Regions from separate parts of the Homo sapiens genome. Here region 1 is linked to region 2. The links are chromatin loops, found by intact Hi-C in ENCODE. Cell type or tissue: endothelial cell of umbilical vein. All regions are shown on one strand. Each heading gives the region's core, and the rest is flanking DNA. Links, peaks and the distances in the headings are about the cores only.

Evidence for each region. Peaks named below come from ENCODE experiments on the same cell type or tissue, not always from the same donor. Only the 100,000 strongest peaks of a DNase experiment are listed, where the experiment ranks them.
Region 1: a loop joins it to region 2, with 19 times the contacts of the local background. A loop is called at or near these places in 14 of 110 quality-filtered maps.

The regions. Positions count from the first base shown.
Region 1 is chr4:18,362,628-18,371,323 of GRCh38, reverse strand. No RefSeq gene overlaps it. Among named protein-coding and RNA genes, the nearest start is that of LCORL, 350 kb to the right of the region's middle. RefSeq lists an enhancer at 3,984-4,043. In endothelial cell of umbilical vein, for the core only: a CTCF peak has its summit at 4,137 (motif pointing right); a DNase peak (open chromatin) is centred at 4,133.
Region 2 is chr4:17,545,632-17,553,388 of GRCh38, reverse strand. It overlaps the pseudogene NACAP5. Among named protein-coding and RNA genes, the nearest start is that of LAP3, 28 kb to the left of the region's middle. RefSeq lists an enhancer at 3,726-3,845. In endothelial cell of umbilical vein, for the core only: a CTCF peak has its summit at 4,117 (motif pointing left); a DNase peak (open chromatin) is centred at 4,078; H3K4me3 peaks cover 380 bases; H3K27ac peaks cover 398 bases.

The DNA of each region.
Region 1 (8,696 bases), core at 1,490-6,489, 820 kb before region 2:
AGTCCTGGAACCACTAGCAGTGTCCAAGACTACTATGTCTTCTAGGATTATGAGACTGCAGCTCCTTAACATACATACTTAACATACATCAGGAGCTGGATTTTAGCCCAAATGGCAGGCAAGAGACAAACGATACTCTCCTAGAATCCACAGAAGAGAAATGAACAGAACACAGAGCCTATGCAGAAACCAGCTTCATAGAATGAGTTAGGTAGGATGCCCTCCTCCTCAGTTTTTTAGAATAGTTTCAGTAGAATTGGTACCAGCTCTTCTTTGTATGTTAGGTGGAATCCAGCTGTGAATTCGTCAGGTCTGTGGCTTTTTTTTGTTGTTGTTGTTGTTGTTAGGTTTTTTATTACTGTTTCCATTTCAGAACTCATTATTGGTCTCTTGCGGGTTTTGATTTCTTTCTAATTCAATCTTGGGAGATTATGTGTTTCTAGGAATTTATCTATTTCTTTCAGATTTTCTAGTTTGTGTGCACAGAGATGTTCATAATAGTCTCTAGGATTATTTTTATATTTCTGTGGGATCAGTTGTAATGTCACGTTTGTCATTTCTAATTGGATCTTCTCTCTTTTTTTCATTGTTACTCTAGCTAGCAGTCTACTGATCTTGTTTATCCTTTCAAAAAAGCAGGTTTTGGTTTCTTTGATCCTTTGTATTCAGTTTGGGGGTCTCAATTCTGTTCAGCTTTGCTCTGATTTTAGCTATTTCTTTCCTTCTACCAGCTTTGCGGTTGGCTCATTATTTTTTAGTTTCTCTAGGTATGATGTTAGATCATTAATTCAAGATCTTTCTAAGTTTTTTAGGTAGGCATTTACTGATACAAACTTTCCTCTTAACACTGCTTTTGCTGCAGCTAAGAGACTTTGGTATGTTTTGTCGCTGTCGCCTTTTATTTCAAAGAATTTGTTGATGCCTTCTTTAATTTCATTGTTTACCCAAAGTCATTGAGAAGCAAGTTGTTTAATTTCCACGTAATTGTGTGTTTTTGAGAAATCTTCTTGGTATTAATTTCTGTTTTTATTTCACTGTGGTTTAAGAGTATGGTTGGTATGATTTCAAATTTTTTTTAATTTATTGAAACTTGCTTTCTGGCAAACCATGTGATGATCTTGAAGTATGTTCCATATGCAGATGCAAAGAAAGTATGATCTGTGGTTGATGGGTGGAGGGTTCTGTAGATGCCTGTGAGATCCAACTAGTCAAGTGTCAAATTTAAGTCCAGAATTTACTTGCTAGTTTTCTGCCTGAATGATCTAATGTGTCAGTGGTGTGCTGTAGTCCCTGACTATTATTCTGTGGTTGTCTAAGTCTTTTGTAGATAGATAACTACTTGTTTTACGAATCTGGTTGCTCCAACATTGGGTGTGTGTATACATATATATATGTACATATCTGTGTGTGTATATATATGTGTGTGTATATACACATGTATACACATATATACACGTATATGTGTATATATGTGTGTATATATGTGTATATATACGCATATGTGTATATATACGTATATACATATATACGCACACATATATACACATATATACGTATATATACACATACGTATATATAGATATATACATATATACGTGTATATATACGTATACATATATACGTATATATAGATATATACGTATATACGTGTATATATGTATACATATACACATATATATACACGTATATACGTATATATACGTGTATAAATACACGTATATATACATATAAGTGTACATATGTGTATACACATATATACATATATACATATATACACATATATATGCACATATATACACATACATATATACATATATACACCTATATATACATATATACATATATGTGTGTATATATACACACATATATGTATATATACACATATATACGTATATGTGTGTATATATACGTATATAGACATATATACACATATATACATATATACACATATACATATATATGCACATATATACACACATATATACATATACACACATATACGTATATACATATATGTGTATATACGTATATATGTGTGTATATATACAGTATATATACACATATACACATACGTATGTGTACACATATACACATACGTATGTGTACACATATACACATACGTATGTGTACACATATACACATACGTATGTGTACACATATACACATACGTATGTGTACACATATACACATACAGATATACATATATACACATATATACACATACAGATATACATATATACACATATATACACATATTATACACCTATATATGTGTATATACGTATATATATACACACCTATATAGGTGTATATATATACGCATATATACATAGAGCATATGCAGAACAGAACACAGAGCATATGCAGAAACCAGCTTCATAGAATGAGTTAGGTAGGATGCCCTCCTCCTCAATTTTTTATGTGTGTGTGTGTGTGTGTGTGTGTGTGTGTGTATATATGTGTGTGTGTGTGTGTGTGTATATACATGTAGGATAGTTAAGTCTTCCTGTTGAATTGAACCTTTTATCATTATGCAATGCCCTTCTTTGCCCTTTTTTTAATGTTGTTTGTTTAAAATCTGTTTTATTTGACATGAGAATAGTGACCCCTGCTCTTTATTCTTTTCTGTTTTCTTGTTAGAGCTTTCTCTGATCCTTTGCTTTGAGCCTATGGATGTGGTTACATGCTGATACATGTGAGATGGGTCTCTTAAAGACAGCAGATGGATAACTTGTTTTTTATCCAACTTGCAACTCTGTTCCTTTTAAGTGAGGTGTTTAGGCCATTTACATTCAAAATTAATATTGATATGTGAGGTTTTAATAATATCATGAAGTTGATAGCTATTTGCTTTGCAGTTTCTATTATGTGGTTGCTTTATAAGGTCTGTGGGCTATGTAGTGCTTAAGTATGTTTTTGTGGTAGCAAGTATAGTTCTTTCATTTCCATGTTTGGAACTCCTTCAAGGATTTCTTGTAAGGCTGGTCTAGTGGTAAAGAATTTCCTTAGTGCTTGCTTTCCTGGAAAATATTTTATTTCTCCTCCATTTACGAAGCTTAGTTTGGTGGGATATGAAATTCTTAGAATTTCTTTTCTTTATGAATGCTGAAAATAGGCCCCTAGCCTCTCCTGGCTTGTAAGGTTTCTGCTGAGAATTCTTCTGTTAGCCTGATGTACTTTCCACTGTTATGTGATCTGACCTTCTTCTCTAGCTGCCTTTAAGATATGTTTCTTTAGCAATGACCTTGGAGAGTCTGTTCTGGTGGTGTTTGTTCTGTACGGTGTCTCTCTGGTGTTGTCTGGATTTCTCGTATCTGGATATCTACCTCTCTAGAAGATTAATGTTTGGTTTTTATTAGTTCCTCAAATATGTTTTTCATATTGTTTACTTTTTATCTCTCAGGAATGCCAATATCCTGTAGGTTTGGTCACTTTACATAATCCCATATTTCTCGAAGATTTTGTTTTCTTTTCAAATTCTTTTTTCTCTATTTTTGTCTGACTCAGTACGTTCAAAAGACTGGTCTTCGAGCTCTGAAATTCTTTCTTCTGCTTGGTCCAGTATATGGATAAAGCTTTCAAATGTATTTTGAAATTCCTCAAGTGAGTTTTTCGGTTTTAGAAACTATGATTGATTTCTTTCTAAGATGTTCATCACTTCCTTCATTTCCTGGATTGCTTTAAAGGTTTCCTTTTCTTGATTTTCAACCTTGTCTTGGATCTCACTGAGCTTCCTTGAAATCCATTCTTTGCTTTATTTATCTGTCACTTCTGGGTTTCCATTATGTTTAGGGACCATTGCTGGAGAGCTAATGTGATCCTTTGTTGCTGTAACTACATTCAGATTTTTCATGGTGCCAGAACTCTTGTGCTGGTTCCTTCTCATGTGGAGACACTGGCACATCTAATTTTTATATTGTTTTCATGCAGGTAGAATTTTTGTTTCTTTCCCCATAATATTATTTTTTTGTTCTTCTTTCTTTTTACCTTTTCTCATCTCTCTAGGGAGTGTGACTGTAGAGAATGCTAGGTATGCTCTTTTGGCTTTTCTTCTCTAGCCCTATGCACTTCTGTCGGACAGTTTTATTATATATTGGGCTGTGCAGTTTAACCTACAAGCCAGTAGATGGCACTTATGGGTAAGAGCAGGCTGCAGCCATGTATGTATGTATGTATGTATGTATGTATGTATGTATGTGTGTGTGTGTGTGTGTGTGTGTGTGTGTGTATATATGATCCTTGTTTTCTGGGAGAAGTTCTCTGTTGCTTCAGACAATGCTGATTCATAGAGTGCACAATGGTCCAAACTCCCTGCTTAGCCTTGGAGAGTGGGAGCCACAATGAGCAAGACAGGATCGGGCAGGTCTGAGTACCAGTCCCCTGATGGCAGACACAAGCACTAGTGCTGAAGGAGAATCCAGTGGATGGCCACCAAGCACCCAGAGGTGTGCCTAAGCATGGAGCTGGAAAACCAACTTTGTGCCAGAATTGTTGTGCTGTTTTATTCTCATCTGAAGATTTTGGCACTTCTAAGTCTTGTAATTGTTTCATGCAGGTAGAATTTGTTCTTTTTATTTCTTTATCTGGCATGAGACTGGGAAACCTCCTTGGCCTGAAGTTCTCTACGTGGGGATGGGGGTGGCCTAAACTCCTAATTCAAGAAAGTGGGTCATCCAGATGCCTGGGCATAGAGTAGAATGGGCCCTCCTGCATCAGGATCTCTGCACAGGAAGGATAGGGCAGCTCAGTCTGCTGATCTAGGTGAGCTGGTGCTCCAAATGCCTGGGAATCTGCCTGGGGGTGGAGAGGGTCTCACTGGACCATGAGCTATGTCCAGGAACGGTGGGATGGCTCAGGCTGCTGAAACAGAAGTGTGCATGGTCTGAATGCCTGGAGGTCTACCCAGGCATAAGGGAGAGAGGGCCTCCCTGTATCAGGATCTTTTTATCATCGAGACTCCATCATGGAGCCTGTTTGCCCACATTCTTCTCCCTGGAATCTAGCGTACCCTCATGACTCCAGTGGATTCCTGTTTTCTTTCTTGAATTAAAGCTCACAGAGTTTATCTTTGTGCACTATCTTGCTATTTCCAAGTGGCTGAGGCATGCTGAAAGCCTCTAATTCAGCACCTTGGGGATAAAACCTTCTAGATTATCTTAAAATGTAAATTGGAAACTCTAGGGTAACCATTACAATAATTTCTTAAAAAAGCATAATCAATTGCTGAGAAAGAAGATACAACCAAATTATATAAAATACTCAGTTAAAACAAGATGAAACAGAAATGGTGGGGGAAATGGAAATGGTGTTCAAGGAACACTTAGAAACAAGAACAACCAAACATGGAATATAAAAATCCACCTAATCCATCAAACTTTTAAATAAAGGGTTTAAATATATTAATTAAAAGACAGATTGCCAAAATGGTTTTAAAAAACAATATCCACTCTAAGAGATGTATGAGGAAACCATTTTAAATAAAAAGACTCAGATAGATTAAAAAAAAGAGAGAGAAAGTCATACTATGCTAACAAAAATCAGAAGAAAGCTTGAGTAGCTATATTAACTTCAGACAAAGTAGACATCAAAACAAGGAATATTATCAGAGACAAAGAGAGGCCTTACATAATGATAAAGAAATCAATTATCTGAAAACAACATTACATTTCTAAAAGTGTTTGCACCTAACAGCACAGTGTCAAAACAAAAGAGGTAAAAATTGATAGAATTGAAAAGAGAAAGAGACAAATCTAATATTATGGTTAGAAATTTCAACATCTCTCTTGTAGTAGTTGATAGATCAAGCAGGCAGAAAGTCAGCAAGAAATTAGTTAGAATGGCACTATCAATCAACTTGATCTAATTGGCATTTACATTTATAGAATGTTTCATCCAATGACAACAAAATGGATATTGTTCCCATATATAATATTCACCAGAAGACCACAACCTAGTCCAAAACTACACCTTAACATCTTCAAAAAAAAATGGAAGTCATACCAGAAATAAAATATGTTTTTAGACAACAGAAAAATTAAAATTGAAACCTACAATAGAAAGAAAGCTGAAAAATCCCCAAATATTTAGAAATTAAACAACATGCTTCTAAATAACCCAAAGGTCAAAGAATAAATCACAGTGAAATTAGAAAACATTTTCAACTGAATAAAAATAAAAATATAACAAATCAAAATTTATCAGAAACAACTAGAACAGTACTGGAAGGAATCATTATAACATTAAACATGTATATTAGAAAAGAAGAATGATTTAAAATCAATGCCATAAATTTCTACCTTAGGAAACTAGATAAAAAAGAGCAATTAAAGCCTAAAGAAAAAAGAAGAAAATAAATAATAAAAAAATTGAAATACTTACATGCAAATCTAACCAAATATGGACAGAAATTTTATGCAGATATCTATAAAACAATGATCAAAGAAATATGAGAATATCTAAATTAATGGAGAGATAATCCATGCTTGTGCATTGGAAGAATAAATGCATTTGAAATGTTATTTCTTCCCAATTTGATCTATTGATTCATAATAATCCCATCAAAAATCCAAAAAGCTCTTTTTAAAAATATTGACAAGCTTATTCTAAAGTTTATAGAGAAAGGGAAAAAAATCTGGAATAGCCAACACAATACTAAAGAAGAACAGAGTTGGAGGATTCCCATTACTCTACTTCAAGACTCAATATAAGACTACAATAATCAAGACAATGTGACATGAGTAAAAGGATAAATACATATATCATTGGAAAATAATAGATACATATATTGGAAAATAATAGATACATATATCATTGGAAAAGAACCTGGGAAAGAACATAAACAAATATAATCAACTGATCTTTAACAAAGGAACACAGGCAATTTGGTAAAAAAATAAAAACAAAAAAATAAAAAAGTATAGGATAGTCTTTTCAACAAACGGTGCTTGAAAAGTTGGACATTCATATGCAAAAAGAAAGTACTAGACACAGACCTTACATGTTTCAGAAAATTTAACTCAAAATAGATTATAAACCTAAATGTAAAATTAGAATTATAAAATTTCCAGAGGAAAATCTAGGTGAACTTAGGTTTAGTGATTATGTTATAGACACAACATCAAAATCACAATTCATGAAAGAAAAAGAAATTGGACTTAATTAAAATTTAACATTTCTGATATGCAAAATATACTGTAAGAGAATAAAAAGATAAGCAACAGATTGGGGAAAAAATTGGAAAACTCATATCTGATAAAGGACATCTATCCAAAATATACAAAGCACACTTAAAACTCAACATTAAGTAAACAACCTGATTAAATAATGGGTCACAGACCTTAACAAACATCTCATGAAAGATAAACAAATGGCAAGTAAGCTTATGAAAAGATGCTCCAAATTATATGTCATCAAGAATTGTTAATTAAACAATAATGAGATACTATTATATGCATATTAGAATGGCAAAAGTTCATAGAACTGACAATGCTAATTACTGATTAGGATGTAGAACAACAGGAACTTTCATTCATTGTTGATGGGAATGAAAAATAGTGCAGCCACTTTGGAAGACAGTTTAGCAGTTTCTTGCAAAACTGAGTTTTCTACAAAGTCTTATCATCTGTATTAGACCGTTTCACACTGCTGGTAAAGATATACTGGAGACCGGGCCATTTACAAAAGAGGTTTAATGGACTCACAGTTCCACATGGCTGGGGAGACCTCACAATCATGTGAAGGGCAAATCTCATATGGTGGCAGACAAGAGAAGAGAACTTGTGCCGGGAAGCTCCCCTTTATAAAACCATCAGATTTCATGAGACTTATTCGCTATCATGAGAACAGCACAGGAAAGACCTGCCACCATGATTCAATTACCTCCCACTGGGTCCCTCCCATGACACGTGGGAATCGTAGGAGCCACAGTTCAAGATGAGATTTGGGTAGGGACACAGCCAAACCATATCACCATCCATCCAGCAATCATGCTTCTAAATATTTACCCAAATAAGTTGAAAGACTATGTCTGCACAAAAATTTGCACAAGATGTCTTTTAAAGGTGAATAAATAAACAAACTATGGTAGACCCATACAATGGAATATTATTCAGTGATAGAAAGAAATGAGCTTTCAAGTCACAAGAAGACAAGGATGAACCTTATATGTATAATGCTAAGTAAAAAAAAAAGCCAATGGGGAAAGACTACATACTGTATGATTCCAATTCTATGACATGCTGGAAAAAGCAAAGCTATAGAGGTGGTAAAAAGGTCAGATTTCAGAGAGAAGATGGGAAAGGTAAGGGTTGTGTAGGTGAAGCATGAAAGATGGGATCTTTTTTAGGGCAGTGGAACTATTCTGAATGACACTGTGATGACGGATACATTATACTCTTGTGTCAAAAATCCATTGAATTTCAAAACACAGTGAACATCAATAATTGTAATTTTTAACTAAATATTTTGGAATCCAAGAATGGAATCTGGAATTTAGGAAAACATTATGACAGTACTACAAGTGTACAAAACAACTTCGCTGAAGGACATGAAAGAATAAAGGTGGTAATCTAAACAACTTTAGAAATGTGTGAAGTCTGTAAGAGCAAAGGCAAAAGAAATTATATCTAGGTATTGTAGTCTAATGAATAAAGTTGTTTACCACAGAGGTATTGACTTACAATTCTTATACAATTATA
Region 2 (7,757 bases), core at 1,031-6,030:
TTATTCCACGGAATGGATGTATCACAGTTTTGTTTTGTTTTATTTTTCTGTCATTCACCTATTGAAGGACATTTTGGTTGCTTCCAGTTTTTGGTAATTCCCAATGAAGCTGCTATGAACATTTGTGTACAAGCTTTCATCTGGAAATAAGTTTTCATTTTTCTGGGATAAATGCCCAGGAGCATAAATGCTGGGTCATATGATGTACATTTAGTTTTTTTTGTTTTTTTTTTCTTTTCTTTTTTCTTTTATTTTTTATTTTTATTTTTTTGAGAGGGAGTCTTGCTCTGTCACCCGGGCTAGAGTGCAGTGGCTCAATCTCGGCTCACTGCAACATCCGCCTCCTGGCCTCAAGCAATTCTCCTGCCTCAGCCCCCTAAGTAACTGGGATTACAGGTGCACACCACCACACCTGGCTAATTTTTGTATTTTTAGGAGAGATGAGATTTCACCATGTTGGCCAGGCTGGTCTTGAACTCCTGACCTGAAGTGATCTGCCTGCCTGGGCCTCCCAAAGTGCTGAGATTACAGGTGTGAGCCATCGCGCCCAGCCCCATTTAGTTTTTAAAAAACAAACTGTTGCCTTCTTGCTGGCTGTCTTTCTGCCACCATCCTGGTCTCAAGTTCCCTGCACTAAATGCCTGGTGAAGCCACAGAAACCATTCTTGCTACAGAGCAGGAGTTGCCACAGCCCCAGGTGGAGACCGGGTCTGGAACAGAAGCTGACAGTGATAAATCAGTACCAGAGCTCGAGGAACAGGATTCCACAGAGATACCACACAAGCAGCCCAGCTGGCAGCAGCAGCTGAAATCAATGAGTGTCAATCAGTAAAGCAAAACAGAGTTAGAGTGAAAAGAAGGCACGTAAGGCTATGTCCAAACTCGGTCTTCCGTAGATAACAGGGGTTACTACAGTCACTACTGGAAATCTAAGAATATCTTCTTTGTCATCACAAAACCAGATGTCTACAAGAATCCTGCTTCGGATACCTATGTGTGTGTTTTTGGGGAAGCCAAGATCAAGGATTTATCTTAACAAGCATGGGTAGCACCTGCTAAGACACAGAGTGAGCTGTCTCAAACATTCAAGAAAACACACAGACTCCAACTATACAAGACGAGACTGGAGAGGAAAAGGTTGATGATACAGGTGTGGAAGTTAAGGACGTAGAATTGGTCATGTCACAAGCAAATGTATTGAGAGCAAAGGAAGTCCGAGCCTTGAAGAACAAGAGTAATCATATTGTAACTGCTATTACAGAATTAACAATGTGACCACCTGAAAATGACTGTTTTTGTGTGTTTCAAAAGAATAACTGCAACTTGGTTTGAAATTTGTACCTGTTTCTATCATAAATAAAATTATGGCTTCTTCTTGGAAAAATATTAGAATAAAATAAACATTCAAATTATGCAAAGTCCCACAGTCACTGCACTCCCAGCCCAGGCGATTATTAATGGCCAACCACTTGCCTTTTAAAGAATTTCTTGGCATTCTTCTGCTTCCACAATAAAGGAGACTAATCATCTTTTCTCTTATTTTCACCTCTGTCAGGTCTGGGATCTTCCTTTAATACTACCCTGGGCCAAGAGCAGTGGCTCACACCTGTAATCCCAGCATTTTGGGAAATAGAGGCAGTAGTATCACTTGAGCCCAGGACTTGGAGACCAGCCTGGATAACATAGTGAGACTCCTGTCTCTACAAAAACTACAAAAATTAGCCGAGTGTGGTGGCACAAGCCCATAGTTGAGGCTGCAGTGAGCGGCGGTGGCACCACTGTACTCCAGCCTGGGTGACAGAGTGAGATTCTGTCTCAAAATTAAAAAGAGAATAATCTGGTGTCCCTGAAATGTAAGTGACTGTCCTGAGAAATCCTGATGCCTTTTTTTATTTTTAAACTGCAGAGGTCCTTTGTGAATGAGAACTCTTGTTTTCTTTTCTTTTCTTTCTTTCTCTCTTTTTTTTTTTTTTTTTTTTTTTTTTGAGATGGAGTCTTGCCCTGTCACCATGGTGGAGTGCAGTGGTGTGATCTTGGCTCACTGCAACCTCCAACTCTCTGGTTCAAGCAATTCTCCTGCCTCAGCCTCCCGAGTAGCTGTGATTACAGGCATGTGCCACCACGCCCGGCTAATTTTTGTGTTTTTAGTAGAGACGGGGTTTCACTATGTTGGCCAGGATAGTTTCCATCTCCTGACCTCGTGATCTGCCCACCTTGGCCTCCCAAAGTGCTGGGATTATAGGTGTGAGCCACTGCGCCTGGACTGTTTTCTTGTTTAGCAGTTTGCTCATCTACATATACTTTCAGAGACAAACTGTTCTCAGTATTGAGGATTACAATAAACTCCTTTCTCTAATAAAAGAACACTGACTGAAAAAAAACCCAAACGTATCATTACAGTTATCAATACGTCAAATGTATGCTTGCCACGATTTTTCATATGACAAAGTAATTTTTCTTTTTTGGTAAAATAATTTAATTCTAATTTGGTCTTCACTATTGGGGTTGAATTTAAGTTCTTAACCATTCTGGTCCTTATATTTTCTTTTTTTTTGTTTTTACATCCCCATGAACACCAAGGAAGCTCTGTATATTTTCTGTGGCAACACCTGCAAACTTGTTTACCTCAGCAGTTTGCAAATGCCAACTCTAAACCATCAACTGGGTAACTCCAAACACACACACCACACACACACTCCTCTCTCGCTCGCTCTCTCTCTCTTTCTGGAGTCTAGCTTCCTTCTTTCCTCTCCTCCCTCTCCAAAGAGATTCTGATTTAGTTTTAAAACGCTCACCAGGTAATTCTGACCATCAGCCAGGTTTGGAAACTATTGAGATAATTCCTCACATCTGTGTCGGTCTATCTACCCATCCTGCTTTCCTTATTCCAGAAGAGATTTAAGGTGTTGACTTAATTAAATACAGTAATTTGGGAAACCATTTAAGAAAATAAAATATAAACAGTGGTTTCATCTTTATCTTCTTTCTCATAATTTTGTATTTTTTTAAGTTTTCTGATATATATTATTACAGTGATAATCTTTAAAAAGAATGAAACTTTATAGATATAAAATTGAGTTTGGGCAGGGTGTGGTGGCTCCCGCTTCTAATCCCAGCATTTTGAGAGGCCAAAGAAGGCGGATCACTTTAGCTCAGGAGCTCAAGACCAGCCTGTACAACATGGCAAAACCCCATCTCTACAAAAAATACAAAAATTAGTCAGGTGTGGTGGCGCACGCCTGCAGTCCCAGAGACTCGAGAGGCTAAGGTGGGAGGATTGCTTGAGCCCGGGAAGTGGAGGTTGCAGTGAACTGAGATCGCACCACTGCATTCCACCCTGGGTGAGAAGTGAGACCCTGTCTCACAAAAAAAAAAAAAAAAAAAAAAAAAAAAAAAGGCCAGTCACTTGTTAGAGTTGCTGGGCCTATGTATTATACTATTTTATCCTTGATGAGTTATTAATCAAGTATAGTAATTTGATTTTTACAACCCTGCGCTGACACAGAGGACCAGAGAGAAAACCTTTATGGCTGTGACGTTACAGGTTACTGGTAGGATGTAAGACCTCTAAAATTCTTTTTTTTTTGACAGAGTCTCGCTCTGTCGCCCAGGCTGGAGTGTAGTGGCGAGATCTCGGCGCACTGCAAGCTCCGCCTCCCGGGTTCACGCCATTCTCCTGCCTCAGCCTCCCGAGTAGCTGGGACTACAGGCGCCCGCCATCACGCCCGGCTAATTTTTTGTATTTTTGATACAGACGGGGTTTCACCGTGTTAGCCAGGATGGTCTCGATCTCCTGACCTCGTGATCCGCCCGCCTCGGCCTCCCAAAGTGCTGGGATTACAGGCGTGAGCCACTGCGCCCAGTCAAGACCTCTAAAGTTCTAACAGTTTTTGTTTCCTAGGGTCCTGCAACACCCCGCTGAGAAATAACCCTCGTTATACTTAGCAACGTTATCTAAAATATTAAAAGGTATTTCCTTACTCAATTGGAACTTGAAACTGGAAGCATAGTGGAATCACAGAGTGACTCTGAGCTGAAAGAATCATTCAAGATTCCTTGATCCAACCGGCAGCCCCACGCCCGCTGAGACATGATGAGTTTATGGTCAATCGATTGCTTCCCCCTAGTGGCAAACGGTGGTCATACCACTTTCATTTTTAGACATGTTTAACCTTAGAATCATAGTTTAGAAATTATTTTGCACCATGGATTGCTTTGATATGATTATTAAAACATATACGGTGTGATAGTATTATATAGTATCCATGGTAAAACTATTAGCTAATGCATTTAACAATCACAGCAACAATACCTAAGGCAGTCAAAGCTCATTACTTCTCTAGTTTCTTTCTGATTCACTTATGAAACAATTTATCCCTGATTTATAATATTCCTCCTAAGTCTTAAAGAAAATGCACATAGTTGTGTAGTTATAAATAAGCTCTGTTCAGAGCAGACCACATTATAAGCCAGTATGATTAAGATTCCAGAAATGGCAAATTGCCACCAAATAATTATAGCCTTTGGTAACAAACAGAACAAAACAAAAAAGAAAACAATGACACTTTTAACTACCAGATCCAGGATTTGATAAAATGATCATGCCCAGAACGAGCTTTGTCATTTTGTGGCAAATTGTTCTTAAAGCCTCAACTGAACTCAACAAAGCTTTAAAATCATCTTTTGATTTTAAAAGTGGCGTCCCAGAAAAGCTTATATATAATTATATATATATATATATTTTTTTTTTTTTAATGCTGCCTTATTCAGTTTTCAGGAAATTTTTACATGTATGGTATTATTATCATTTGCCCCTTCAACTACTCTCCTTGGTAGACAGGAAAGGTATTAGTATACCTTTTTTTTTTTGAGATGGAGTGCAGTCACACAATCTCGGCTCACTGCAACCTCCGCCTCCTGGGTTCACATGACTCTCCTGCCTCAGCTTCCCCACTAGCTGGGATTATAGGCATGCACCACCACCCCTGGCTAGTTTTTATATTTTTACTGGAGATGGGGTTTCCCCATGTTGACCAGGCTGGCCTCAAACTCCTGCCCTCAAGTGATCCACCCATCTCGGCCTCCCAAAGTGTTGGTATTACAAGCGTGAGCCACCACGCCCCGCCAATATACCTTTTTTACAGTTGAAGAAACTGAGGCTCAGAGATATCACAGAGCAATAGGGTCCCAGAAATGGGACAAAAATCATGGTTGTTTCACTCTTCTTGAAACGCTTCAGACTTTTACATCCAACTGTCTGCTACGCATTTTTACTGGGATGTCTCATCCACAGGCCCTGAGATCCACCTCATCCCTGGATCCCGTTACAGGTAGTGACACTGCCTTCTACTCAGTCGTCAAACAAGAGGTCTGGGAGACCTCCCCGATCCTTTCTTCTCTATCCTCTCTTGCAACTGATGTCTTGCTGATTTTCCTGACCCTCCTCCACTTCGTATTGTACCCTTGTATTAGAGTGCTAGGGCTGCCACAGACTGGGTGGCTTCAACAACAGAAATTTATTTTCTCATAATTTTGGAGCTAGAAGTCCAAGATCAAAATGTTAGAAAGGTTGGTTTCTTCTGAGGACTCTCTCCTTGGCTTGTAGATGGCTGTTGTGTCAGTCTATTTTACGTTGCTATTAAAGAATACCTGAGGCTGGGTAATTTATAAATAAAAGAGGTTTATTTTCGCTCACAATTCTGCAGACAGAATGCTGCAGAATCTTATACTATGCTTCTGTATAAGAAGCATAGTAGGACAGGGGTGGTGGCTCACACCTGTAATCCCAGCACTTTGGGAGGCCAAGATGGGTGGATCACTTGAGGTCCAGAATTCCAGACCAGCCTGGTCAATGTGGGGAAACTACATCTCTACTAAAAATACAAAAATTAGCTGAGTGTGGTGGCACACACCTGTGATCCCAGCTACTTGGGAGGCTGAGGCAGGAGAATCACTTGAACCTTGGAGGCAGAGGCTGCAGTTAGCTGAGATTGTGCCACTGCATTCCAGCCTGGGCAACAGCACCAGATTCCATCTCAAAAAAAAAAGAAAAAGAAAAAGAAAAAAAAAGCATAGTGCTTGCCTCTGCTTCTGGTGAGGCCTCAGAAAGCTTGTTTTTTGTTTGTTTGTTTGTTTGTTTATGTGAGACAGAGTCTTGCTCTGTCGCTAGGCTGGAGTGCAGTGGCGTGATCTCAGCTCACTGCAACCTCTGCCTCCCGGGTTCAAGCGATTCCCCTGCCTCAGCCTCCCGGGTAGCTGGGATTACAGGCATGCATCACTACACCTGGCTAATTTTTTGTATTTTAGTAAAGACAGGGTTTCACCATGTTAGCCAAGATGGTCTCGATCTCCTGATCTCGTGATCCTCCCACCTTGGCCTCCCAAAGTGCTGGGATTACAGGCTTGAGTCAACGCGCCCGACCTGGAAGTTTTTACTCGTGGTGGAAGGCAGAGTGGGAGCAGGCCTGTCACATGGTGAGAGAGAAAGCAAGGGGGGAGGAGGAGCTGCCAGGCTCTCTTAAACAACTAGCTCTCCTGTGAACTAATAGAGCGAGAATTCACTTGTTACCACGGGGATGGCCCAAGCTATTCTTGAGAGATCTACTCTCATGAGGGATCTGCCCTGTGGTAGCGAGCCTGTAATCCCAGCTGCTGGGGAGGCTGAGGCATGGGAATCTCTTGAACCCGGGAGGCGGAGCTTGCAGTGAGCCGAGAACACGCCACCGCACTCCAGCCTGGGCAACAGAGCGAGACTCCGTCTCACAAAATAAATAAAAGCCCTGTCTCCAAATATGTCACATTGTGAGGTACCCGGGGTCAAGACTTCAACATAAGTTGGGGGGGCGGTGCAGGGCATAACCCTGCCCATGACAGCCCTGGTTCATTTCTGAACTGGTTGAAGGCTGCCTCCCTCTGCCCTTGACGCCGCACCACCTTCCTGCCTGGATCCTCTGCTCCCATGTGCTGTCCACATGCTGCTCGAGGACTCCTTCTAATGCGCCACCTATCCTGCTTCTCAGCCCTCAGTGAAGCCCAGTTCCTTCACAGGACGCAGGAATCCTTCTCGAACCTGGCCCTACCTTTCTCGCCTGCCTGTGTTCCTTCCATACTTCTTGTCTTGCGCTTGTCCCAGTGGGTGCTGAACTGCTGTGACCTGGCTGTGCTGTTTCCTGCCTCGATACCTCTGCTTCTATTTATGCCCTCACCCTGAGTTTTTTGCCTTTGCCTGCCTACCCCTTATTCATTCTTCAAAATTGACAGTGAGAGGGAGACTTTTGTGGTTCCTTGAATTCCATCCCAGCTCTGGCTTCTGGACCAGAGAGACTTGCGTGCACGCACAGAACCCAGCGCAGGCAGACGGCATGTGGACAGATCACAGGTGAGCAGATCGCAGTAGGCATTACCTCGGGAACAGTCTGTTAAGGACATGCTGATCACTGCACCAAAGAACTGTCCCCGTACCCCAGGGGGTGTCAGCTGTCTAGGCCAGGTGGCCTGTAGGAGCCACCTCCCTTCATCAGGCAGGCAAAGCTACTGTCTGGTTTTATTATGTCTCTCTTAATACAGAGGCAATTCAATTTCTTCCCACTTTTGGCTGGCTATATAGAGATACATATATATTTTATATGTTTATATACATTTAACAGATTCATACCTGTGAGGCTGATACAAATTTATGAAGATATTAATTTATACCTACCCCCTGACTTTCCCCATTCAAGCTAGCTGCAGGCCTCACCTTAGGGGAAATTTGCGGC